2 separate regions of the Homo sapiens genome follow, and region 2 is linked to region 1. Evidence: read pairs that join two places in POLR2A ChIA-PET (ENCODE). Cell type or tissue: Panc1. All regions are shown on one strand. Each heading gives the region's core, and the rest is flanking DNA. Links, peaks and the distances in the headings are about the cores only.

Region 1 (8,000 bases), core at 1-8,000:
CTTCCTCAGCTTCCCAAAGTGCTGGGATTACAGGCCTGAGCCACCAGTCCCGGCCGTGTCTTCACTTTCAAAATTGATCACTTTTCTAGTTTGGTTTTTTGTTTTTCTTTTTCTTTCTTTCTTTCTTTCTTTTTTTTTTTTTGAGACAATCTCACTCTGTGACCCAAACTGGACTGCAGTGGCACAATCTCGGCTCACTGCAACCTCTGCCTCCCAGGTTCAGGTGATTCTCCTGCCTCAGCCTCCCGAGTAGCTGGGATTACAGGGACCCGCCACCACACCCAGCTATTTTAGTAAAGACAGGATTTCACCATGTTGGCCAGGCTGGTCTTGAACTCCTGACCTCAAGTGATCCACCTTCCTTAGCCTCCCAAAATGCTGGCATTACAGGCCTGAGCCATCGCCCCTGGCCTCAATTTATTTTTCTAAGTGAAGTTTTACTGGAGATAAAAAGGAAGGAGATGATACTCAATTAAGAAAAACAATCTCTGGCTATAGTTAATATTTCAAGATAGGCACATTCACATCGATACATATAAAGTACAAATGCAGGCAAGATGTTTGGTAAATCTTACAGAAAAAAACCCATGTACAGTAAAAAAAAAACATATATTTTAAAATGAACTTTTATCTTTTAAATTTTTCCCCTTGTCCGAAACTTCTTAGAATCACAAAAAAAATTGAAAAAGACTGCTGGGCATGGTGGCTCATGTCTGTAATCTCAGGAGTTTGAGACTAGCCTGGGTAACATGGTGAAACCCCGGCCCCATCTCTACAATATAAACAAAAATGACCCAGGTGTGATGGCACATGCCTGTTGTCTCCCTATTGGGAGACAGAAGCAGGAGGATTTCTTGAGTCCAGGAGTTCAAGACCAGCTTGGGCAACATAGCTAGACCCTGTGTCTACTTCTCCCATGCCCCGCCAAAAAAAAGAGTATTTATAAGTGCTAAGCATAGAGTAGATACTCAGTATATAAAGGTGTTTGGCATAGAGTAGATAATAAATGTCGATTATCCTAAATTTAAAAGAAAGTCATTTACTTAACAAGTAGGTCACTGTTAGCTCAATGTATGCCATTGTGAAATTTTAAAAAGGTTCCTCTTCCAGGTAGACATAGTCCCATGGGTACATTGGAGAATAGAGTGAAGGCTGGATTTAGCCTCCCTTAGACACTTTGCCTGGAGCTCTTGTGCAGTAAGCAATCTGTACAACTGTGCAGCGATTCCAAATACAGTATTAATTTGCTTCTCTTTTGAAATTCTTTATAGATCCTGAATTGTATATAGGAGTAGGACTGTACCACATGTTGTAGCCACCTAAGTCAGAATTCTTGGATCATTTTCTCTGATTCAATAGTTTTCATTTTTTTTTTTTTGAGATGGAGTTTCGCTCTTGTTGCCCAGGCTGGAGTGCAATGGCGCGATCTTGGCTCACCGCAACCTCTGCCTCCTAAGTTCAAGCAATTCTCCTGCCTCAGCCTCCCGAGTAGCTGGGATTACAGGCATGCACCACCACGCCTGGCTAATTTTGTATTTTTTTTAGTAGAGACGGAGTTTCTCCATGTTGAGGCTGGTCTCGAACTCCTGACCTCAGGTGATCTGCCCGCCTTGGCCTAATAGTTCTAATTGTTAAATATTCATAATTGTTTTAGAGATATCATTTTTGAATGTAAGCTATTCCATATTGGCACCATCTTTTTTTTCTTCTTTTTGGTTTTTATTTAATTTTTATACCTTTTACTTTGAGAATTGTAGATTGATTTACAGTTTTAAGAAATAATATTGGCTGGGTGCAGTGGCTCACACCTGTGATCCCACCACTTGGGAGACCGAGGTGGGCAAATCATTGGAGCCCAGGAGTTTGAGACCAGCCTGGGTAACATGGTGAGACCCTATCTCTACAAAAAATACAAAAATTAGGCAGGTGTGGTGGCACATACCTGTAGTCCCAGCTACTTGAGAGGCTGAGGTAGGAGGATCGCCTGAGCCCACGAGGTGGAGGTTGCATTGAGCCAAGATCATGCCACTGCACTCTTGCCTGGGTGACAGAGCAAGACTCTGTCTTAAAGAAAAAAAAAAAAAGAGAGAAGGGAAGGAAATAATACTGAGAGATCCATATACCCTTCCCCAGGCAATTTCTTGGAATGATAACATCCTGTTACTATTGTACAATAACACAACTAGGAAATTGACATTGATACAATCCAGTGACCTTACTCAGATTTCATCAGTTTTACACATACTCGTGTGTGTGTGTGTGTGTGTGTGTGTGTATCATATTCTGTACAATTTTATTTCATGTTAGATTCGTGTGGCCACCACAGTCAAGATACAGAACAGTTCCATCACAAGGTTCCCTGGTGGTGCCCTGATACAGCCACAGCCACCTTCCCTGGCAAACCCCTAGTGACCACTAATCTGTTCTCTAAAATTTTGTCATTTCAAGAATGCTATGTGAGTAAAATCATACAGTATGTAACCTTTTGACACTATTTTTTTTTTCCTATTGGTTGCATGTATCAATAGTTCATGGTTTTACCACAGGTTTAACCATTCATTTCGCTGAAGGACATTGGGATTGCTTCCATGTTTTGGCTATTGTGAATAAAGCTGTTAGGAACGTTTGTGTACAGGTTTTTGTGTGGACATAAGTTTTCATTTCTCTGGGGTAAATGGCCAAGAATGTAATTGTTGAGTTGTATGGTAAGTATATGTTTAGTTTTGTAGGAAACTGCCATACTGTCTCTCAGAGTATGTGTGTATCATTTTACATTCCTCCCAGCAAAGTATAACTCATCCAGTTCCTCTGCATCCTTGCCACCATGATCAGTTTTGATAAAACACTTTGGCAACTACTGTTAACTAGTCTCTCTCATTTTTAGAAAATCAGAACTGACTTCTTACATGTGTCTTCAGGTTCTCTAGAATGAGACCTTTGGTTACTTCTATCAATTTGACTTGGCAATTGGCTCTTAAATGTTTGGAGGAATTCACCAGTGAAGCCAGCTAGTATTCTTAAATCTTTTACACAATACCTCAATTTATATTTTTTCATCAATATCTATATTAGTCATTTTCTATATCCTTCATCTGAATAAGACAGATACTTTAATGTTCTTCTGGTTTTCCTTCTCTCAGCCTCCCTTCCTACCCTTATAAATATTCCTGTTGATAGCATCTGAGATTATAGTTCTGAATGTTAGTAATGTTTTTTTCCCCAGTCAGTGCATATTTAGACTTAAAGGTTTTACTGGTTTCTCTGCTTACCCTTTTCTTGGGCCTTGTTTGTTATTCTTGCATTAATTTTTTAAAAAAACAATCCAATTATATATCTTTGAGTAATTATTTCATTAGAAGTCTGAAGGAAGCAAACTTTTTGGGCCCTTGCATATAAAAAAATTTCTTTATTTCACTCTCCTTCTTAAGCAAGAGTTGGAGTAGGTATAGAATTCTAAATGTAAAACTATATCCAAGTGTCCCAGGACAATTTGTTGAAAAGACTATTTATTCCCCACTGAATAGTCTTGTCACCCTTGTCAAAAAAATCAGTTGACACTGTGGATGTTAGGGTTTACTTTTGGACTCTCAATTTCATTAATTTAATCTGTATGTCCATCCATATGCCAGTACCACACTTTTTGAATACTGTATCTTTCCAGAAAGTTTTGAAATGAGGAAGTATGAGTCTTCTTTCACTTCTTTTTCAAGATTGTTTTGATATTCTGGGTTTCTTGCTTTTTTCCATCTGAAGTATAGGATTAGCTTGTTCATTTTGGCAAAACAAACAAAAAGCTAGTTGAAATTTTAATATTGTTCGATTCTCTTTTGTGTCTTAACTTTTTAATATACTTTTCTATAATACTTCTTCATGCTTGGGCCTTAGTTTTATGCTCAATCATCTTTATCGTGAGTCCTAGTTAGCCTTGCTGTGAGTGTTAAATCTGTTTATTGCAGCAGGTCTCCACAGATTGTGGATAGGGATGGAGTAAGCAATGAGATGAAGTGTACTACTTGCCAGGCTCCTTCAGTGTGACTGTCCCCTCTTCTGCCTGGGTGTTAGTATCCCCACGGGGTTCTACCTTCTCCCTCTGATCCCAGTGTTCACACTGATTGTTCTAGCTGGAGAGTGACACCTTTGTTGTTTTTGCCACTGTTCCCATCTGGGAGCAAATACCTCTATTCTATAATGCTTGACTCAAAGAGGTAGATGGCTGGGAGGGGTTAACCTGCTATGTAACTTCTGTGCTACACTCCAATCACTTAGGCTGTAAATGTTTAAAATGGTTTCACTTCTTCCTGCTGTCTTTTACCTTGGGGCTTAGTTGACCCCGAGAGTTGGTCCCTCCACTTGCCCTGGTCCTCTGCTCTTGGTGTGTAGGACTGTGGTGTCTTCTTTAGTCCGATTCTATCTGCTTTTCATCTTCCAGTGATTCCTCATAGTATTAGTCCACTAAGGGCATTTCTTGTTTTCTTTTAATTATGTCTTTTTTTTTTTAATGACTTTTTTTTGTTATTTGGGAGATTTTAGGGGAAGGTGAGCTTGCTCACACTGTGCTCAGCCTACCATCTTAATTCAGCCAATGACTATGTTATATTTATAGTGAAGTAAACATAGTAAGAAAGAGAAAAAACTAAAAACTAGCAAAAAATAAAATATTGATGAAGTTATTGAAGAAATTATTATTATTATTATTTTTGTGGAGACAGAGTCTTACTCTGTCGCCCAGGCTGGAGTGCAGTGGCGTGATCTTGGCTTACTGCAACCTCTGCCTCCTGGGCTCAAGCAGTTCTCCTGCCCTCAAGCAGTTCTCCTGCCTCAGCCTCCCGAGTAGCCAGGACTACAGGTGCATGACACCATGCCCAGCTAATTTTTTTTGTATTTTAGTAGAGATGGGGTTTCACCATGTTGGCCAGGCTGGTCTCAAACTCCTGGCCTCAGGTGATCTGCCCATCTCAGCCTCCCAAAGTGCTGGGAGTACAGGCATGAGCCACCACACCCGGCCTATATTTTTGTTTTGAAGAGTCGAAGCTATCACGTAGGAAGGTTGGCACTTTGAATATATAAAAATTAAAACTCAATGAATAAAAGTTCAGACCAGTAATATATTTATATGAAACTGGAGAGGCATACATTTATTTAAAAATTTAAGAAGTACATTTGTGTTGGCGTCACACTGTTATGTTGCTGGTTTCTCTTTTTTCTGCTCTTTGGGTGAAAGAATAAAATGGGTTTTGAAGTCAGTGCCTGCCTTGATTGAATAACCTCCGCAGAGTCAACAGGAGTCTGTGCATACAGACTTATGCTGGTTGCTGAGAGAGAGACATGCCAAAGATGTTTGATAGAAGCCCTGAGAAGACATAAAAAGGGTTTTTTATTACAGTTTTGGTGTGTTAATTATTTTTGTTTGTTTTTGTTTTTGAGACAGAGTCTCACTCTGTCGCCCAGAGTGGAATTCAGTGGCACGATCTCGGCTCACTGCAACCTCCGCCTCTTGGGTTCCAGCAATTCTCCTGTCTCAGCCTCCTGAGTAGCTGGGTTTACAGGCACCTGCCACCACGCCTGACTAATTTTTATATATTTTTAGTAGAGATGGGGTTTTGGCATGTTGGCCAGGCTGGTCTCAAACTCCTGGCCTCAAGTGATCTGCCCGCCTTGGCCTCGTAAAGCGCTGGGATTACAGGTGTGAGCCACCACGCCAGGCCCAGTTTGGTAATTTTTAATGTTATTCCCTCAGTGTTACTCCAAAGTAGTTTTTAATATTTTTCCATTATAAAATCATATATCGTAGAATTTATGGATAACGTAAAAGAGGTAATAATCTCAAGCCCAATCATAACCAGTGTTAAGACTTTGGTATGTTTCTTTCCAGTATTTTTTTCTAATCACTTTTTTAAAAAATTAAAATAATACAGTATTGTTTTTCTTCCAGTCTAAAAGTAATGCCTACTCAGAGAGCTTGGAAAATAAAGACCATCATAAAGGGGAAAAAACAAAAATAATTCATTAGAACCATCCAAAGATAACTACAGTCAAATACATTAATTTGATGTAATCTTTCCTGTATTTTTTCTGAATATATAAAAATACTTTTTTCTTTACTAAAATGGTATCATACTTTAATACTATTTTGTACATTGTATTTTTCATTTGCAATATATTGTGAATGTTTTGTCATGTTAATAAATAGTTTTGTATATACTCTTCAGTGGTATGTAGAATATGAGCATATTTAAGTATGTTTATTTAGCATACTTAACCATCCCCTATCATTGGACATTGAAAGTGTTTCTAATTTTTTACCATTATAAATAATACCATAGTTAATATCTTTGTCCATACATCTTTCCATGCATCTATGATTGTTTCTTTAGGAATAGATTCCTAGAAGTGGAATAGCTGGGTCAAAGGGTATGTACATTTTAACGCTTTTGATACATAAAAATGTCAAATTTTAAGCTAATCACTTGTTATATTCTGTCTTGTATTGCTAATTGTTTTGTGTGTCTGTCTTGTCTCCCTAATTAGAATGTAAACTTAAGGGCAAGGGAAGTTTCTTATATATTTAATGTATCCTTTGACAGTGTGGTTTACAATTTTGGACTCTGGAGTCATCTCAACACATACTGTATTGATTTAAAACAATGGTTCTCTAAGATTGTTGAATGTCATAAACCTGTACATTAAAAATATATATATACTTATATTTATCCATATATGTATATTTATAGTAGATATGGGCTTGCAAATTTTCAGTTTTTCCACGAAAAAATATTAAAAAGAAAACCAACTACCATTTTCTTATCAGCATCATTTCATAAAGTAAAGAATATTTAACAACAAAAAGGTTCTAATCTCTGAAAAAGGAGCAGGCCTTTAAATGGAACATTTTAGCTTTTTGAAAAACTTATTGCCTTGTCCATATTTTTCTCATTTTATGTTGGACTGGTGAATCTTCACCTTAGCCTAGCAGTGGTCTGTAGACCAGCATTTGAGAATCATTGATTTAAAAGACTTAGACTATTAAAAGATAAATCATTTTGCAAAATAAATAATTCTCCTTTTCCATGAGTCTGTATTCTCTACAAAATTAAGTGCAAATGTGCAGGTGATGCCATTTCATTATACAGAATCTGTATATCTCTATGTACAAGTTCTGTAGTAAGCAAACTAGACCCTGCTAATGGACATCTGAATATATATTTCCAGTTGCCAAAAATAAAAACTGTTCTTTTTCTAGGGAATTTAAGACAGGATAAAATATGGTGTAGTGGGAAGAGGCAAGTTTTTAGAGTCAGAAGGCCTCACTTGAATCCTGGCTCTGGCATTAAGTCATTTAATTTTCCTTTAGCTTCCTTGCTTGAAAAATTATGATGATACTATCTTCTTCAAAGTATTTTGTTAGCTCCTGTTACAGCAATTCCTTCACAGTAACGTAATTATTTGTTTACACATCTGCCTTCCTTATGAGACCATGGGCTCTGAAGAGCAGGAATCATGTCCTTGTTTTGCAATCTCAGGTCCTAGCATAGGGCTCCAGGCATAGCAGATGCTTAATAAAATGATTGTTGAATCAATACAGGATTGTTGTGAGAATTATATGAGGTAATATATGTGAAAGCTCTTTGTAAACCCTAAACATTATGCAAGTGTTAATTGTTTTTATTGTCAATAAGAGCTATATTTGGGAGCGATCAAAACTTTGGGAAAAGAGATAATTACCCCATAATAGTTCCATTAATTTAATTAGGTTTTTATTCTATTTTATAAGAAAACATATTTTAATTGGGGTTAACATGGAGGTAATTTGCTTCCTGGGAAGGCAGATGAGCCCCTTCCCTCCCTTCCCCCATGGAAGTGCCAAGATATTAAATGTTTGTTTAATTTGGTTGCTGTTTTAAAATTTAATTATAGTAGAGTCAGCTTATTTCGTATTTAAAGAATGGTGCCCATTGCTTTATCTTCTTAACCATATAATTAATATAACCTTGAAGAGAACA
Region 2 (17,555 bases), core at 3,631-11,630, 540 kb after region 1:
TCTTATAAACAATAAACATTTATTTTTCATAATTCTGGAGTCTAGGAAGTCCCAGATCAAGATACTGGCAAATCTGGTGACTGGCAAGGTCCTGTTTCCTGGTTCAGATGGCATCTCTTCTAGCTGTGTCTTCACATGGTAGAAGAGACTAGCTAGCTCTCTGCAGTCTTTTCATAAGGGCACTAATTCCAATCCCAAGGGCTCCATCCTCATAATCTAATCACCCCCAAAGGCCTCACTTCCCAACACCATGAACTTGGAGGTTAGGAATTGAAAATACATACTTGGGGGGACACAAACATTCAGACAAGAGTAAGGGGCTTAATATTTTTTCTAAGTTTTGTACATTTATTGTCAAATGTATTCCTGAGTGTTTAATCTTTTTGGTTGTTGTTGTAAATGGGGTTCTATCTACTATTATGTCCTCTATGTGCTGTTTCTATGAAGACTATTGATTTTTTTTACTTTTTTATTTCAATAGTTTTAGGGGTACAGGTGGTTTTTGGTTACATAGATAAGTTCTTTAGTGGTGATTTCTGAGATTTTAGTGCACCCATCACCCAAGCAGTGTACACGGTACCCAATATGTAGTCTTTTATCCCTCACCCCCTCCTAACCTTCCCCTCTTCCAAGCCCCAAAGTCCATTATGTCATTCTTTTGCCTTTGTGTCCTTGTAGCTTAGCTCCCACCTGTAAGTTAAACATACGATACTTGGTTTTCCATTCAAGTTACTTGACTTAGAATAATGGCCTCCAGTTCCATCCAAGTTGCTGCAAAAGACATTCTTTTGTTCCTTTTTATGGCTGTATTCCATGGTGTATATACATACTACATTTTCTTAATCTACTTGTTGACTGATGGGCACTTAGGTTGGTTCCACGTCTTTGCAATTGTGAACTGTGCTGTTATAAACATGCATGTGCATGTGTCTTTTTCATATAATGACTTCTTTTCCTTCGAGTAGATACCCAGTAGTGGGATTGCTGGGTCGAATGGCAGTTCTACTTTTAACTCTTTAAAGAATCTCTATACTGTTTTCCATAGTGGTTGTACTAATTTACATTCCCATCAGCAGTGTAATAATGTTCCCTTTTTATCACATCTATGCCAACATCTATTGTTTTTTGACTTTTTAATTACGGCCATTCTGGCAGAAATAAAGTGGTATCTCATTGTGGTTTTAATTTGCTTTTCCTAGATGATTAGTGATGTTGGGCATTTTTTCATATGTTTGTTGGCTGTCTGTATATCTTCTTTTGAGAAATAAGAAGACTATTGATTATTATATATGAATTTTATATCCTGCTGTCCCACTAAATTATTGAGTTCATTTTATTACTGATTATCTGGGGTTCCTAGGTATTCAATCACATCATCTAAAAACAGATAGCTTTACTTCTTTGTTAACTCATTCTTATGTTTCAACTTGGTTTCTCTTGCCTAACTGCATTGCTAAATACCTCCAGCACAATGTTGAATAGCAGTGAAGATAATGAACATCCTTGCTGTGGTTCCTGATCTTAGTGGAAATGCCTCTAGTGTTTCCCCATTAAAAAAAAAAGGGGGTCATTTTTGACAAGCTGTATTTGCCTAAAAAATTATCCATTAAATCTAGGTTTCAAATTTATTTCAAAGACTACAAATTTGTCTTTTGATTTTTACATTTCTTCTGTTTCTCCCTTGTCATTTATTTTGCATATTTATGCTTTCTCCGTTTTTTTTTTTACCAACTTAGCTTACGGGTTTATTTATATTGTTAATTTTTTCAAAAATAGGATTTTGATTTAATAATTAGATATGTTTTTCTATTTTTTCCTCATTAATTTCTGTTTTTATCTATACTAATTCCTATCATATGCTTTCTTTTGAATTACTTTGTTGTTCTTTACCTAGTTTTTTTGAGCTAAGAATTTAATTCACTTTTTATTCCTTCCTTTTCATTGATAAAAGGTATTTACTGCAATGAGTTTTTCTTTGATCACTCCTTTAATTCACCATATAGATTTAATAATTTATTTTTAACTGACACATAATAATTGTATATACTGATGGGGTACACAGTGATGTTTTGATACATAGAATGCATAGTTATCACATCAGGGTAATTAGCACATCCATCTCCTCAAACATTTATCATTTCTTTTACTGGGAACATTCAAAATCCTCTCTGAGCTATTTGAAAATACATAATAAATAACTGTTAACTACAGTCATCTTGCAGTGCTATATAGTCTATAGATTCTGATATGTAGTTATGTAGTGATTTGCCTTTTTTCCCCCAAATTCAGCATGACCATAAATCACAAATGACATCTCCAACCAGAAACATTCCAACCATAAAATAAACCCCTCCCTGACCAGAGACATGCCAGCCCCGAGACAACTTCCCCTCGGGCCAGAGAGATGTCAGCCTCCCGAGTGCCTGCCACCACACCAGGCTAATTTTTTTTTTTTTTTTTTTTTCTATTTTTTAGTAGAGACAGGATTTCACTTTGTTAGCCAGGCTGGTCTCGAACACCTGACCTCATGATCCACCCAACTCGGCCTCCCAAAGTGCTGGGATTACAGGCGTGAGCCACCATGCCTGGCTAATGAATACTCTTAGTCTATAAGAGAGAGCGCTCCTGAACGAAATCGGCCAGAAGTCCCTCTCATGTTTATTCTCCAAAATAAACCTATCTTTGACTGTTGAGCTGCTTTTCATGTTTCTTTCCTCTTTCTTTAACTCTTACACTTAGACCTTGAAAGACCCTAAATATCCACCTTTCCTTCCTTTTCCCATTGACACCTGATTGCCAAAAGGCACTTCTTTTTTCCTTTTTGCCTTTTTTCTCCTGGAGAAGTGTATGTTTGGAACACTGTCCCTTTATGTTGTGGTGGTCCTTTTAAATTACATTTGCCCTTTTATGTTGAGTATTTCTCTTTAAATTGTATGTCTAGCCTCTGAGACAGGGTCGCTCTGTTGCCAAGGCTGGAGTGCAGTAGCACGATACTGGCTCATGGCAAACCTCCACCTCCCAGGCTCAAGCAATTCTCTCATCTCAGCCTCCTGAGTAGCTGGGACCACAAGCATGCCCACCATGCCCACGTAATTTACGTATTTTCCTTATTTGGTAGAGATGAGGTTTCACCATGTTGCCCAGGCTTTTCTATTGTGCTTAAATCTTTAAATCAAGTACACTTTGAAATCCGTTTCCTATAGTAAATGCTCTTATCTTCCCCACTAACTTTTTAGTATTTTCTGAATTACAACTGTGGAGTCCTAATCAGGGAAAAGAAGTCAGGCTGGCAGGACCAAGGAAAAGCAAAAAGAGAACGCAGATAAGCTGTAAGTCGGCCTTTCTTCATGGTCTAGGACACATAGCCCTCCTGCACAAATAATTCACAATCTTCCTATGCCCAACTTATCACTAGACCATCAGCTAATAGAAAAATGCAAGTTAGCTAACTGCAACCTTGGTGTTATCAGTACTGCACAAAGCCCTCTTCAGCACAGCAAGAGCACCATCCTATAAAATCCCAGGCAAGCCTTTGTCTCCCTGAAGTCAGCTCCACTCTTGCTGACTGGGCCATTGCACCCTAGCAACATGTTTCCACTTTTTTAAAGAATCCGTCTTTCTTTACCTACACCCATCTTGGGCAATTCTTTTTACCGTCTTCATGACACCAGCCCCAGATAGTCACTACCCACAGCAACAACTTTAATCTTTCTAGTTGTTGTTCCTGCCTGGTGGTTGCTAACCTCCCTCTTCTATCTATCTACAACCTTAGTGGTTGGCCACTGCTTGCCCCAAAGACTTTGGGGATGCGGGGGGTGGGGGGTGTGGTTCGGGGGGCGGGGTGCGGTTCAGGGGAGGGATGAGGAATTACCATACTGGCATTTGGCAGTTTTTCTTTTTACTCAAAGTGGTTTCATACTTTTCAGTATTCTCTGAACTGAAATAACTCTGAGGATGTAGTTTTACCAAGAACAACTGTAGTTGTAAAATTGTTTCTTATCATTTAGGGAGATTTTGAGTCATTGATTAGTATACAGCCTTCATTGTCTTCAACTAACGAGAAGTCCATACATGTCATTCAACTGGTGTGTTTAGACAATCCATTATTAATATAATTACTGATTATGACTGGATTGAAATCTGTGGTCTTGTTAGTTTGTTTTCTGTTTTTGTTTTTGTTGTTGTTTTGCAGGAGACTACAGTTTTATTATTCCTCAAATCAGTCTGTGGTCTGGCTAGTTTTATATTTGTTCCATCTGGTCTTTGTTTCTCTGCCCATCTCCTCTACCCCCGCCCCCTTTCTGCCTGAGTTTGGGTTAACTGAACACTTTTTTCCTTTAATAACTTTGGTACCAACTATTTTTATTATTCCATTTTACTTCCTTTACTAGTTTATTGTTTATACTTCTTTAAATTTTTTTTAGTTGTTGCCCCAGGGTTTATATCTTTACTTAATAACTAAGAGTATCACTTCATGGCTAGAATAAGAACCTCTCAAGGGTATATTCCCAATACTTTCCTTCTATTCTTTGTGCAATTGTTCTAATATATTTTTATATATGCTTTAAACACATTACACTACTATTTTTTGTTTTAGACATACAGCTATTGTCCAGAATAATTTTTCAAAAAGAAAAAAGTGAATGTGATTTTGCCCTGGCTTGTTTCCAGTGTTCTTTTTGTGTAGCTCCAAGTTTCTGCTTGGTATCATATTCCTTCTATCTGAAGAATATCCTTTAACATTTCTTGCAGAGTAAGACAGCTACCAATAAATTATCAGTTTTTGTTGTGTAAGAAAGTCTTTAGGCTGGGCACAGTGGCTCATCCCAGTAATCCCAGCACTTTGGGAGGCCGAGGCAGGAGGATCACTTGATGCCAGAAGTTCAAGACCAGTCTGAGCATCGTAATGAGACCTCTTTCTACAAAAACAAAAATAAAAAATTAGTCAGGCATAGTAGTGTTCGCCTGTAGTCCTAGCTACTCAGGAGGCTGAGATAGGAAGACTGCTTGAGCACAGGAGTCATGCCACTGCACTCCAACCTGGACAACAGAGCAAGATGCTGTCTCATAAATTAGTAAGTCTTTACTTTTCTATCACCTTTTAAAGATAGTCTCACTGGGTATAAAATTATCAGTTGACACAACATTGTCTTCTAGCTTGCATGTTTTCTGAAAAAAACAGTCTACTATAATCTGTTTCTATTTGTATAATGTTTTGTCCTTTTTTGGGGGGGGTACCTTTAAAATTTTCTATTTAAATTTTCTTTTTGGCAGTTTCACTGATATGCCTAGAGGTATGTGTATGTGTCCCATGTGGTGTTCTTTGAGCTTTCTGGACATGCATTTTGTTGTCTGTAATTAATTTTGGGGAAAAAAATGGCCATTATTACCTCAAATGCTTTCTCTCTCCTTTCTCCTTCTGGAATTTTATTATTATTATCATTTTTTTTTTTTTGAGACAGAGTTTCACTCTGTCATACAGGCTGGAATGCAGTGGTGTGATCTCGGCTCACTGCAACCTCTGCCTCCCGGGTTCAAGCAATTCTCCTGCCTCAGCCTCCCGAGTAGCTGGGACTACAGGCACATGCCACCATGCCTGGCTAATTTTTTGTATCTTTAATAGAGAGGGGGTTTTGCCAAGTTGGCCAGGCTGGTCTCAAACTCCTGACCTCAGGTGATCCACCCACCTCGGCCTCCCAAAGTGCTGGGATTACAAGTTTGCGCCACCACGCCTAGCCCTTCTCCTGGAATTCTACATATGCTAGTCTGTTTGATATTCTCTCAGCTCTTGAAATTCTTTTTTAGGAAGTCTTCTTGTGTGTCAGTTTAGGCATTTTTATAGACCTATCTTCAGGTACATTTATTCTTTCTTTGGCTGTGTTAAGTCTACGAATGAATCTGAAAGCAATCTTCATCTCTGCTACTGTTTTTAATTACTAGCATTTTGTTTCTTTCTTTCCTTTCCTTTTTTTTTTTTCAGACAGAGTTTCGCTCTTGTCGCCCAGGCTGTAGTGCAATGGCGCAATCTCGGCTCACTGCAACCTCTGCCTCCCGGGTTCAAGTGATTCTCTCGCCTCAGCCTCCCAAGTACTGGGATTACAGACACGCGCCACCATACCTAATTTTTGTATTTTTAGTAGAGATGGGGTTTCACCATGTTGGCCAGGATGGTCTCGATCTCTTGACTTCATGATCCACCTGCCTTGGCCTCCCAAAGTGCTGGGATTACAGGTTTGAGCCACCGCACCCGGCCCCTATTTAGGTCTTATTTAATTTCTATCACCAATGTTTTGTAGTTTTTAGTCTATATATCTTATACATCTTTCATCAGATTCACCCCAAAGTATTTCATATTTTGATGCTACTGTAAACAGGATTAATTGCAACTTACAACTGCTCTTGGCAAGTATATACAACATAATTGATTTTTGCATATTGATCTTGTATTCTGCAAATTTGCTAAGCTCACTTATTACTTCCTGTAGCTTTTGTTGGATTCCACAAATTTTCTACATAGACAATGTCATCAGCAAAGAGTCTCAGTTTTCTTGTTCAAATTGTTTTTCCTTAATAATTTTTCTGTATACTTGCTCTATGTTTTTGAGAGATGAGTACTGAAATTTCCAGCTTTAATTGTGGATCTGTTGATTTCTCCTTTCAATTCTACCAATTTTTGTTTCAAGCACTGTGAAACTCTGTTATTAGCTCCATAAACAATATTACTTTGTCCTCTTGGTAAGCTGACCCCTTTATCCCTAGTAATATTATTTATTCTGGAGTCTACATTATCTGAAGACATACAGCTTCTTGTGATTACAGTTAGCATGGTATATCTTGCTTCATCTTTTTACTTCTAATCTATTTGTTTCTTTATATTTAAGGTATGTTTTTATAGGCAGCATAAAGTTGGATTTGGCTTTTTTAAGAAATCCAATCTGAGCTGGGCACAGTGGCTAATGCCTGTAGTTCCAACTACTTGGGAGGACCGCTTGAGCCCAGGGGTTTAAAGATGCAGTGAGCTATGATCATGTCACTGCACTGAGTGACCCCATCTCTTAAAAAAAATCCAATCTAGCCATCTTTCCCTTTTAATTGAAGTGTTTAGAATAGGTGCCTTTAATGTAATTATTGATATGGTTGGGTTGGAGTCTGTCATCTTGCTATTTCTTTTCCATTCATCTCATCTGGTTTTTGTTCCCTTTTCTTTTTCTTTTCTTTTTTTTTTTTTTTTTGAGATGGAGACTTGCTCTGTCACCCAGGCTGGAGTGCAGTGGCATCATCTGGGCTCACTGCAACCTCCGCCTCCCAGGTTCAAATGATTCTCCGAGTAACTGGGATTACAGGCACGTGCCATCACACCTGGCTAATTTTTGTATTCTTAGTAGAGATGGGGTTTCGCCATGTTGGCCAGGCTGGTCTCCAACTCCTGACCTCAGGCGATCCACCTGCCTCGGTCTCCCAGTGTGCTGGGATTACAGGTGTGAGCCACTGCACCTGGCCTGAATTTTGTTCCCTTTTCTTTTCCTCCCCAACCTTCTTTTGGGTGGAATATATGTTATGATTCTATTTAACTCTTTTGTTGGCTTATTAGCTATAATTCTGCATTGTTATTTTAGTGGTGGCTTTATACAGTAAATCTTTAACCTATTAGATTTTCTTCAAGTGCTAAAACACTTCATAAAGAGGATACAAACTTTATAGTAATAAAGTACCATTTCTCTTCTTTGCCTCATGCTATTTTTGTCACAGATTTTATTTTACATATGTTATAAACTCCATACTAAATTCTTTTCTTTAAGCAGTCAATTAACTTTTAAAATTACGTAAACAAGGAAAATTTCTTGTTTATCTACTCAGTTTAACATTTCCAGTATTCTTCATTTCTTTGCATAGATCCATATCTTCATTATCATTTTCATCCTGGTGAAAAAAATCCCTTTTATAATTAATGTGACTCTGTCAGAGATAAATTCTTTCAGCGGTTTTTAAGTCTGAAATTGCCTTTTTATCACCTTCACTTTTGAAAGTTATTTTCACTGGAAATCGAATTCTGGATTGACAGTTGTTTTCAGCTGTTGTTGTTTTCTTTAAGTACTATCCATATGTTGTTTTGGTGGGATCAATCTAGTGTCATCTCCCTTCAGCCTGAAAAAACTTCATTTACTATAATATTTACTGTAGAGCAGGTCTGCTGGTGACAAATACCTTTTAGTTTACCTACATCTGAGGAAGTCTTTATTTCACCTTCATTCCTGGAAGATATTTTCAGTGGATATGGTATTCTGAGTCATCACTTCCTTTCTTTCAGCACTTTAAAGTTGGTGTTCCACTGTTTTTAGACTTCCAGATTTTCTGATGAGAAACCCACAGTGATGTGTATATGTAATGAATCATGTTCCTCTTGGTGCTTTCAACAGTTTTCCTCATCTTTGGTGTTCAGCAGTTTCATTAAGTGACTGAGAGCAGAGTCCTTTGAATTTACCTTGTCTAAGTTTCACTTAGTTTCTTGAGTCTGTAAATTTATCTTTCTCCAAATTTGTAAGTTTTCAGTCATTATTTTCTCAAATTTTTTTTTCGCACCAATACCTTTCTCCTCTTCTTCAGGGACTTCAATGTCACAAATGTTAGGCCCTTTGATACAGTCTCACAGGCCAGTGAGGCTGTTTATTTTTGTTTTCTTTTTTCTCTCTCTCTTTTCAGTTGGGATTTATTTCTACTGGTTTATCTTTAAATTCACTAACCTGTTCCTCTGACATCTCCATTCTGCTACTGAGATGAACCAATGATTTTTTTTATTATTATTATACTTTAAGTTCTGGGATACATGTGCGGAACATGCAGGTTTGTTACACAGGTATACATGTGCCACGGTGGTTTGCTGCACCCATCAACCTGTCATCTACATTAGGTACTTCTCCTAATGATATCCCTCCTCTAGCCCCCCACCCCGAGACAGGCCCCGGTGTGTGATGTTCCTCTCCCTGTGTCCATGTGTTCTCACTGTTCAACTCCCACCTATGAGTGAGAACATGCAGTGTTTGGTTTTCTGTTCCCGTGTTAGTTTGCTGAGAATGATGGTTTCCAGCTTTATCCATGTCCCTGCAAAGGACATGAACTCATCCTTTTTTATGGCTGCATAGTATTACATGGTGTATATGTGCCACATTTTCTTTATCCAATCTATCATTGACGGGCATTTGGGCTGGTTCCAAGTGTTTGCTATTGTGAACAGTGCTGCAATAAACATACATGTGCATGTGTCTTTATAGCAGAATGATTTATAATCCTTTGGATATATACCCAGTAATGCGATTACTGGCTCTAAAGGTATTTCTGGTTCTAGATCCTTGAGGAATCGCCACACTGTCTTCCACAATGGTTGAACTAATTTACACTCCCACCAACAGTGTAAAGGCATTCCTATTTCTCCACATCCTCTCCAGCATCTGTTGTTTCCTGACTTTTTAATGATCGCCACTCTAAGTGGCATGAGATGGTATCTCATTGTGGTTTTGATTTGCATTTCTCTAATGACCAGTGATGATGAGCTTTATTTCATAATCTCTTCTTTTGAGAAGTGTCTGTTCATATCCTTCACCCACTTTTTGATGGGGTGGTTTTTTTCTTGCAAATTTAAGTTCTTGGTAGATTCTAGATATCAGCCCTTTGTCAGATGGATAGACTGCAAAAATTTTCTCCCATTCTGTAGGTTGCCTGTTCACTCTGATGATAGTTTCTTTCATTGTGCAGAAGCTCTTTAGTTTAATTAGATCCCATTTGTCTATTTTGGCTTTTGTTGCCATTGCTTTTGGTGTTTTAGTCATGAAGTCTTTGCCCATGCCTATGTCCTGAATGGTATTACCGAGGTTTTCTTCTAGGGTTTTTATGGTTTTAGGTCTTACATTTAAGTCTTTAATCCATTTTGAGTTAATTTTTGTATAAGGTGTAAGAAAGGGGTCCAGTTTGAGTTTTCTGCATATAGCTAGCCAGTTTTCCCAACATCATTTATTAAATAGGGAATCCTTTCCCCATTGCTTGTTTTTGTCAGGTTTGTCAAAGATCAGATGGTTGTAAATGTGTGGTGTTATTTCTGAGGCCTCTGTTCTTTTCCGTTGGTCTATGTATCTGTTTTGATACCAGTATCACGCTGTTTTGGTTACTGTATCCTTGTAGTATAGTTTGAAGTCAGGTAGCGTGATGCCTCCAGCTTTGTTCTTTTTGCTTAGGATTGTCTTGGCTATGTGGGATCTTTTTTGGTTCCATATGAAATTTAAAGTAGTTTTTTTCTAATTATGTGAAGAAAGCCAATGGGAGCTTAATGGGGATAGCACTGATTCTACACATTACTTTGGGCAGTATGGCCATTTTCACAGTATTGATTCTTCCTATCCATGAGCATGGAATGTTTTTCCATTTGTTTGTGTCCTCTCTTATTTCCTTGAGAAGTAGTTTGTAGTTCTCCTTGAAGAGGTCCTTCCCATCCCTTATAAGTTGAATTCCTAGGTATTTTATTCTTTGTAGCAATTGTGAATGGGAGTTCACTCATGATTTGGCTGTTTGTCTATTATTGATATATAGGAATGCCTGTGATTTTTGCACACTGATTTTGTACCCTGAGACTTTGCTGAAGTTGCTTATCAGCTTAAGGAGATTTCGGGCTGAGATGATGGGGTTTTCCAAATATACAATCATGTCATCTGCAAACAGAGACAATCTGACTTCCTCCTATCTGAATACCTTTATTGCTTTCTCTTGCTTAATAGCCCTAGCCAGAACTTCCAATAATATGTTGAATAGGAGTGGTGAGAGAGGGCATCCTTGTCTTGTGCCTGTTTTCAAAGGGAATGCTGCCAGCTTTTGCCCATTCAGTATGATATTGGCTGTGGGTTTGTCATAAATAGCTCTTATTATTTTGAGATACGTTCCATCAACACCTAGTTTTTTGAGAATTTTTAGCATGAAGGGGTGTTTAATTTTATCAAAGGCCTTTTCTGCATCTATTGAGATAATCATGTGGTTTTTGTCATTGGCTCTGTTTATGTGATGGATTACATTTGTTGATTTGTGTATGCTGAACCAGCCTTGCATCCCAGGGATGAAGCCAACTTGATCATACTAGATAAGCTTTTTGATGTGCTGCTGGATTCGGTTTGCCCGTATTTTATTGAGGATTTTCGCATCGATGTTCATCAGGGTTATTGGCCTGAAATTTTCTTTTTTTGTTGTGTCTCTGCCAGGTTTTGGTATCAGGATGATGCTGGCCTCATAAAATGAGTTAGGGAGGAGTCCCTCTTTTTCTATTGTTTGGAGCAGTTTCAGAAGGAATAGTACCAGCTGCTTTTTGTACCTCTGGTAGAATTCGGCTGTGAACCTGTCTGGTCCTGGGCTTTTTTTGGTTGGTAGGCTATTAATTACTGCCACAATTTCAGAACTTGTTATTGGTCTATTCAGGGATTCAACTTCTTCCTGATTTAGTCTCGGGAGGGTGTGTGTGTCCAGGAATTTATCCATTTCTTCTAGGTTTTCTAGTTTATTTGCATAGAGGTGTTTATAGTATTCTGTTATGGTAGTTTGTATTTCTGTGGGATCAGTGGTGATATCTTTTATCATTTTTTATTGTGTCTATTTGATTCTTCTCTCTTCTTTATTAGTCTGGCTAGCAGTCCATCTATTTTGCTAATCTTTTCAAAAAACCAGCTCCTGGATTCATTGATTTTTTGAAGGATTTTTTGTGTCTCTATCTCCTTCAGTTCTGCTCTGCTCTTAGTTATTTCTTGTCTTCTGCTAGCTTTTGAATTTGTTTGCTCTAGCTTCTCTAGTTCTTTTAATTGTGATATTGGGGTGTAGATTTTAGATCTTTCCTGCTTTCTCCTGTGGGCATTTAGTGCTATAAATTTCCCTCTAAACACTGCTTTAGCTGTGTCCCAGAGATTATGTTACGTTGTATCTTTGATCTGATTGGTTTCAAAGAACTTATTTATTTCTGCCTTAATTTCATTATTTACCCAGTAGTCATTCAGGGGCAGGTTGTTCAGTTTCCATGTAGTTGTATGGTTTGAGTGAGTTTCTTAATCCTGAATTCTAATTGGATTGCACCATGGTCTGAGCAACTGTTTCTTATGATTTCTGTTCTTTTGCATTTGCTGAGGAGTGTTTTACTTCCAATTATGTGGACAATTTTAGAATATGTCCAATGTGGTGTGGAGAAGAATGTATATTCCGTTGATTTGGGGTGGAGAGTTCTGTAGATTTCTATTAGGTCCGCTTGATCCAGAGCTGAGTTCAAGTCCTGAATATCCTTGTTAATTTTCTGTTTCGTTGATCTGTCTAATACTGACAGTGGGGTGTTAAAAGACTCCCACTATTATTGTGTGGGAGTCTAGGTCTCTTTGTAGGTCTCTAAGAACTTGCTTTATGAATCTGGGTGCTCCTGCATTGGGTGCATTTATATTTCATATATTTAGGATAGTTAGCTCTTCTTGTTGCATTGATCCCTTTACCATTATGTAATGCCTTTCTTTGTCTCTTTTGATCTTTGTTGGTTTAAAGTCTGTTTTATCAGAGACTAGGATTGCAACCGGTTTTTTTTTTTTTTTTTTTTTGCTTTCATTTGCTTGGTAAATATTCTTCCATCCCTTTATTTTAAGCCTATGTGTGTCTCTGCATGTGAGATCAGTCTCCTGAATACAGTACACCAATGGATCTTGACTCCTTATCCAATTTGCCAGTCTGTGTCTTTCCACTGGGGCATTTAGCCAGTTTACATTTAAGGTTGATATTGTTATATGTGAATTTGATCCTTTCATTATGATGCTAGCTGGCTATTTTGCCCATTAGTTGATGCAGTTTCTTCATAGTGTCAATGGTCTTTACCATTTGGTATGTTTTTGCAGTGGCTGACACTTGTTTTTCCTTTCCATATTTAGTGCTCCTTTCAGGAGCTCTTGAAAGGCAGGCCTGGTGGTGACATAATCTCTCAGGATTTGCTTCTCTGTAAAGGATTTTATTTCTCCTTCACTTATGAAGGTTAGTTTGTCTGGATATAAAATTCCGGGCTGAAAATTCTTTTCTTTAAGAATGTTGAATATTGGCCCCCACTCTCTTCTGGCTTGTAGGGTTTCTGCAGAGAGATCCACTGTTAGTCTGATGGGCTTCCCTTTGTGAGTAACCCGACCTTTCTCTCTGGCTGCCCTTAACATTTTTTCCTTCATTTCAACGTTGGTGAATCTGACAATTATGTGTTGTGGGGTTGCTCTTCTCGAGGAGTATCTTTGTGATATTCTCTGTATTTCCTGAATTTGAATGTTGGCCTGTCTTGCTAGGTTGGGGAAGTTCTTCTGGATAATATCCTGAAGAGTGTTTTCCAACTTGGTTCCATTCTCCCCATCACTTTCAGGTACGCCAATCAAACGTAGGTTTGGTCTTTTGACATAGTCCCATATTTCTTGGAGGCTTTTTTCATTCCTTTTCATTCTTTCTTCTCTAATCTTGTCTTCACACTTTATTTCATTAGATTTATCTTCAATCTCCGATATCCTTTCTTCCACTTGATCAATTTGGCTATTGATACTTGTGTATGCTTCACGATGTTCTCATGCTGTGTTTTTCAGCTACATCAGGTTATTTATTTTCTTTCTAAGCTGGTTATTCTACTTAGCAACTCCTCTAACCTTTTTTCAAGGTTCTTAGCTTCCTTACATTGGGTTAGAACATGCTCCGTTAGCTCTGAGGAGTTTGTTATTACCTACCCTCTGAAGCCTACTTCTGCCAATTTGTCAAACTCATTATCTGTCCAGTTTTGTTCCCTTGTTGGCAAGGAGTTGTGATCCTTTGGAGAAGAGGCATTCTGGTTTTTGGAATTTTCAGCCTTTTTGCACTGGTTTTTCCTCAGCCTCGTGGATTTATCTATCTTTGGTCTTTGATGTTGGTGACCTTCAGATGGGGTTTCTGTGTGGATGTCCTTTTTGTTGATGTTGATGCTATTCCTTTCTGTTTGTTAGTTTTCCTTCTAACAGTCAGGACCCTCTGCTGCAGGTCTGCTGGAATTTGCTGGAGGTCCACTCCAGACCCTGTTTGCCTGGGTATCACCAGCAGAGGCCGCAGAACAGCAAAGATTGCCGCCTGTTCCTTCCTCTGGAAGCTTTGTCCCAGAGGGGCTCCTGCCAGATGCCAGCTGGAGCTCTCCTGTATGAGGTGTCTGTTGACCCCTGCTGGGAGGTATCTCCCAGTAAGGAGGCACAGGGGTCAGGGACCCACTTGAGGAGGTAGTCTGACCCTTAGGAGAGCTTGAGCACTGTTCTGGGAGATCTGCTGTCCTCTTCAGAGCCAGCAGGCAGGAACGTTCAAGTCTACTGAAACTGTGCCCACAGCCGCCCCTTCCCCCAGGTGCTCTGTCCCAGGGAGATGGGAGTTTTATCCAAAAGCCCCTAACTGGGGCTGCTGCCTTTCTTTCAGAGATGCCCTGCCCAGAGAGGAGGAATCTAGAGAGGCGGTCTGGCTACAGAGGCTTTGCCGAGCTGCAGTGGGTTCCGCCCAGTTCAAACTTCTGGGCACCTTTGTTTATACTGTGAGCGGAAAACCACCTACTCAAGCCTCAGTAATGGCAGACACCCCTCCCCCCACACCAAGCTCAAGTATCCCAGGTCAACTTCAGACTGCTGTGCTGGCAGCAAGAATTTCAAGCCAGTGGATCTTAGCTTGCTGGGCTCCGTGGGGGTGGGATCCACTGAGCTAGACCACTTGGCTCCCTGGCTTCAGCCCCCTTTCCAGAAGAGTGAACAGTTCTGTCTCGCTGGCATTCCAGGCGCCACTGAGGTATGAAAAAAAAAACTCCTGCAGCTAGCTCGGTGTCTGCCCAAACGGCCGCCCAGTTTTGTCCTTGAAACCCAGGGCCCTGGTGGCGTAGGCACCAGAGGGAATCTCCTGGTCTGCAGGTTTGAAGACCATGGGAAAAGCGTAGTATCTGGGCTGAAGTGCACCATTCCTCAAGGTGCAGTCCCTTATAGCTTCCCTTGGCTAGGGGAGGGAGTTCCCCAACCCCTTGCACTTCCCTGGTGAGGCAATGCCCCATCCTGCTTCAACTTGACCTCCAGGGGCTGCACCCACTGTCTAACCAGTCCCAGTGAGAAGAGCCGGGTACCTCGGTTGGAAATGCAGAAATCACCCGCCTTCCACGTTGATCTCGCTGGGAGCTGGAGACCAGAGCTGTTCCTATTCGGCCATCTTGCCAGCCACACCTCCACGTCTGAGCTAATGAATCTTTTTACTTTACATATTATAGTCTGTCATTTCTAGAATTTTCATTTGGTTTTGTATATATAGCTCACTGCTGAGAATTCCTCTTTCCATTGATTTCAAGAGTGTCTGCCTTTATAGTACATGGTTGCAGTAGCTGCTTTAAAGTATTTAAGAATCCCTACAACTGGGTCATTTTGGGGGTATCTATTGATTATCTTTTCCCTTGAAAATTTCCAAGTTTTTTCCAATCAACAGATACCAACCCCAAAATGACACACTTGTAGAGATTAACATTGGTTCAATGGAATCAATTTCCTTTCCTGGTTGACTGGTTTTGGATTGTATCCTGCATATTTTGATTATGTCATGAGACTCTGGATCCTATTAAAAGCCTCTGGGGACTACTGACTTTTTTGTTTTAGCAAGGAATCAACCCAGTTAGTTTCAGATTACAAGTTCTGCCTCGCCTTCTGTGCATATTGATTCCAATGTCAGTTTATACTTCAAAGCTTTTGCTATGCTTCTTTAGGAATAGTCCATACATGTAGTGCTTTGGTAAATTATCCATTCCTCCATGTCTTTCCTCATATCTTTTTTCCCATACCATCTGGCAGTCAAAGACACCTTTCCCAGGTCGTCAGCCAGAAATATGGGGTTCTCTCAAGAGTTTCAGCTCCCTGTACTATGCAAGTGGGCCCACCTTCATGATGAAGAGGTAAGAAAAGATAGAAAGAAAAAATAATGATGTGGCTTTTCCCCCACTCTTCACCCAACAGCCGTCCCTTTTCTCAGTGGTAGGTTTCTTCCGAGGGTTTTAAGTGCTCACAACATTGCTGTCGTATCCTAGTAAAGTTGTTCCACAACTAGGGCTGACCTCAGGACGGGAAAGAAAACAAGAAAAACACAAACAAACAAACAAACAAGGATTCTCCCCCAGCTCTCCAGCTTGCAGTCACCACCAACCTTTTTTTTTTTTTTTTTTTTTTTGTAAACTGTGCTCAGGCCAGAGAGATGGGCTTCTTTCTCAGTCTCTATTGACCACACCTACTATATAGTTCCCTGATTCAGTCTGCCCTTGGGTCAAACTCAAGGTATAAAGATGAAAATTAACCATGAAACTCACTGTTGCTATATTGGTCATTCATTAAGTATTGTTTTCTCTCCCTAATTCACCTACTATATTTACTATTTGGAGGCTTCAGGTAATTGTTTTTGTTTTTTTGTCCAGGGTTGTTATTTATTATTATTATTATTATTTATTATTTGTAATCACTGGGAAAGATGGGCTCCAGTAGCTTTATTTCATCTTGGCTAGAATTAGAAGTCTCCTGGCTTTCCCTTTTATTCACTGTTGTTCATTTCACTAGGCTTTAGAGAAGGAAGTTTTGAGACGTGGCATCACTTCATCATCTTTCCTGAAAAGTCTGCCCCAATTTCATTTTAAAATAAAATAAGTGTTAATCCAAATAAATCAGGAAAGTTGGCTTGCAAACTGGGCAGGAAAAAGAGAAGGGAAGTAGGAGACAGAAAGGTTTCTCAACACACATTAACACACCTTTCTCCACTTCTGCCTGTGTGAGTGCTTTCCTGAGGTAGAGAGGGAAATAAATAATCCTTCTGATTCCAACTCCCTTGCTTGAAGAGAGAAAATGGATTATCTTTTAACTCATGCAACACTTTTATTGCATGTCTAATAATACAAAGCACTTTTCCAGGTATTGATGATACAAAGTTATATGTGTTTCTTTCTCTCAAAGAATTAATAATTCAGAAGGCAGAAAAACTATGCAAATAATTATAGTACAATATATTAAAATACTAGAACAGAGGTTAAAAAAAAAAATCAAGTGTTAGAACAACCGAGGCTAGGGGTAGTGGCTCTCACCTGTAATTCCAGCACTTTGGGAGGCTGAGATGAGAGGACTGCTTGAGGTCAGGAGTTCAAGACCAACCTAATCAACATAGCAAGACCCTACCTCTCAAAAAAAAAAAAAAAAAAAAGAGAACAACAGAGAAGACAATGACTAATCTGTCAAGAAAGAAGAAGAAGGAAGTCAGTACCTATAATGACATGTATTTGAGCTATGTGGAAAAGGCAACAGAATAATTCCAGGCACAGGGAGAAGCATGTACAAATATAAAGGGTATCAAAGAGCATGATGAGTTTGGGAAAGAACTACAGCACTGATATGAACCCTAGGGAATACCAATATTTAGATGACAGGCAGAAGAAAACCAGCCACTTCTGAGCTATCATAGGATAAAATGGAGAAATCAAAGAGGAGAGGAAATCCAGGACTATGGTTTCTGAAAGCCAA

Evidence for each region. ChIA-PET counts read pairs that join two places held together with the same protein. Peaks named below come from ENCODE experiments on the same cell type or tissue, not always from the same donor. Only the 100,000 strongest peaks of a DNase experiment are listed, where the experiment ranks them.
Region 2: POLR2A ChIA-PET joins it to region 1 with 5 read pairs; 3 of 35 experiments call an interaction of 5 or more read pairs at or near these places.

The regions. Positions count from the first base shown.
Region 1 is chr7:130,088,521-130,096,520 of GRCh38, forward strand. The region is part of intron 1 of KLHDC10 (kelch domain containing 10); the gene reads left to right. Among named protein-coding and RNA genes, the nearest start is that of KLHDC10, 22 kb to the left of the region's middle. RefSeq lists an enhancer at 4,367-4,426. In Panc1, for the core only: a CTCF peak has its summit at 4,081; no DNase peak of the experiment used is centred there.
Region 2 is chr7:130,623,958-130,641,512 of GRCh38, forward strand. The region is part of intron 5 of COPG2 (coat protein complex I subunit gamma 2); the gene reads right to left. Among named protein-coding and RNA genes, the nearest start is that of COPG2, 36 kb to the right of the region's middle. In Panc1, for the core only: no CTCF peak of the experiment used is centred there; a DNase peak (open chromatin) is centred at 8,404.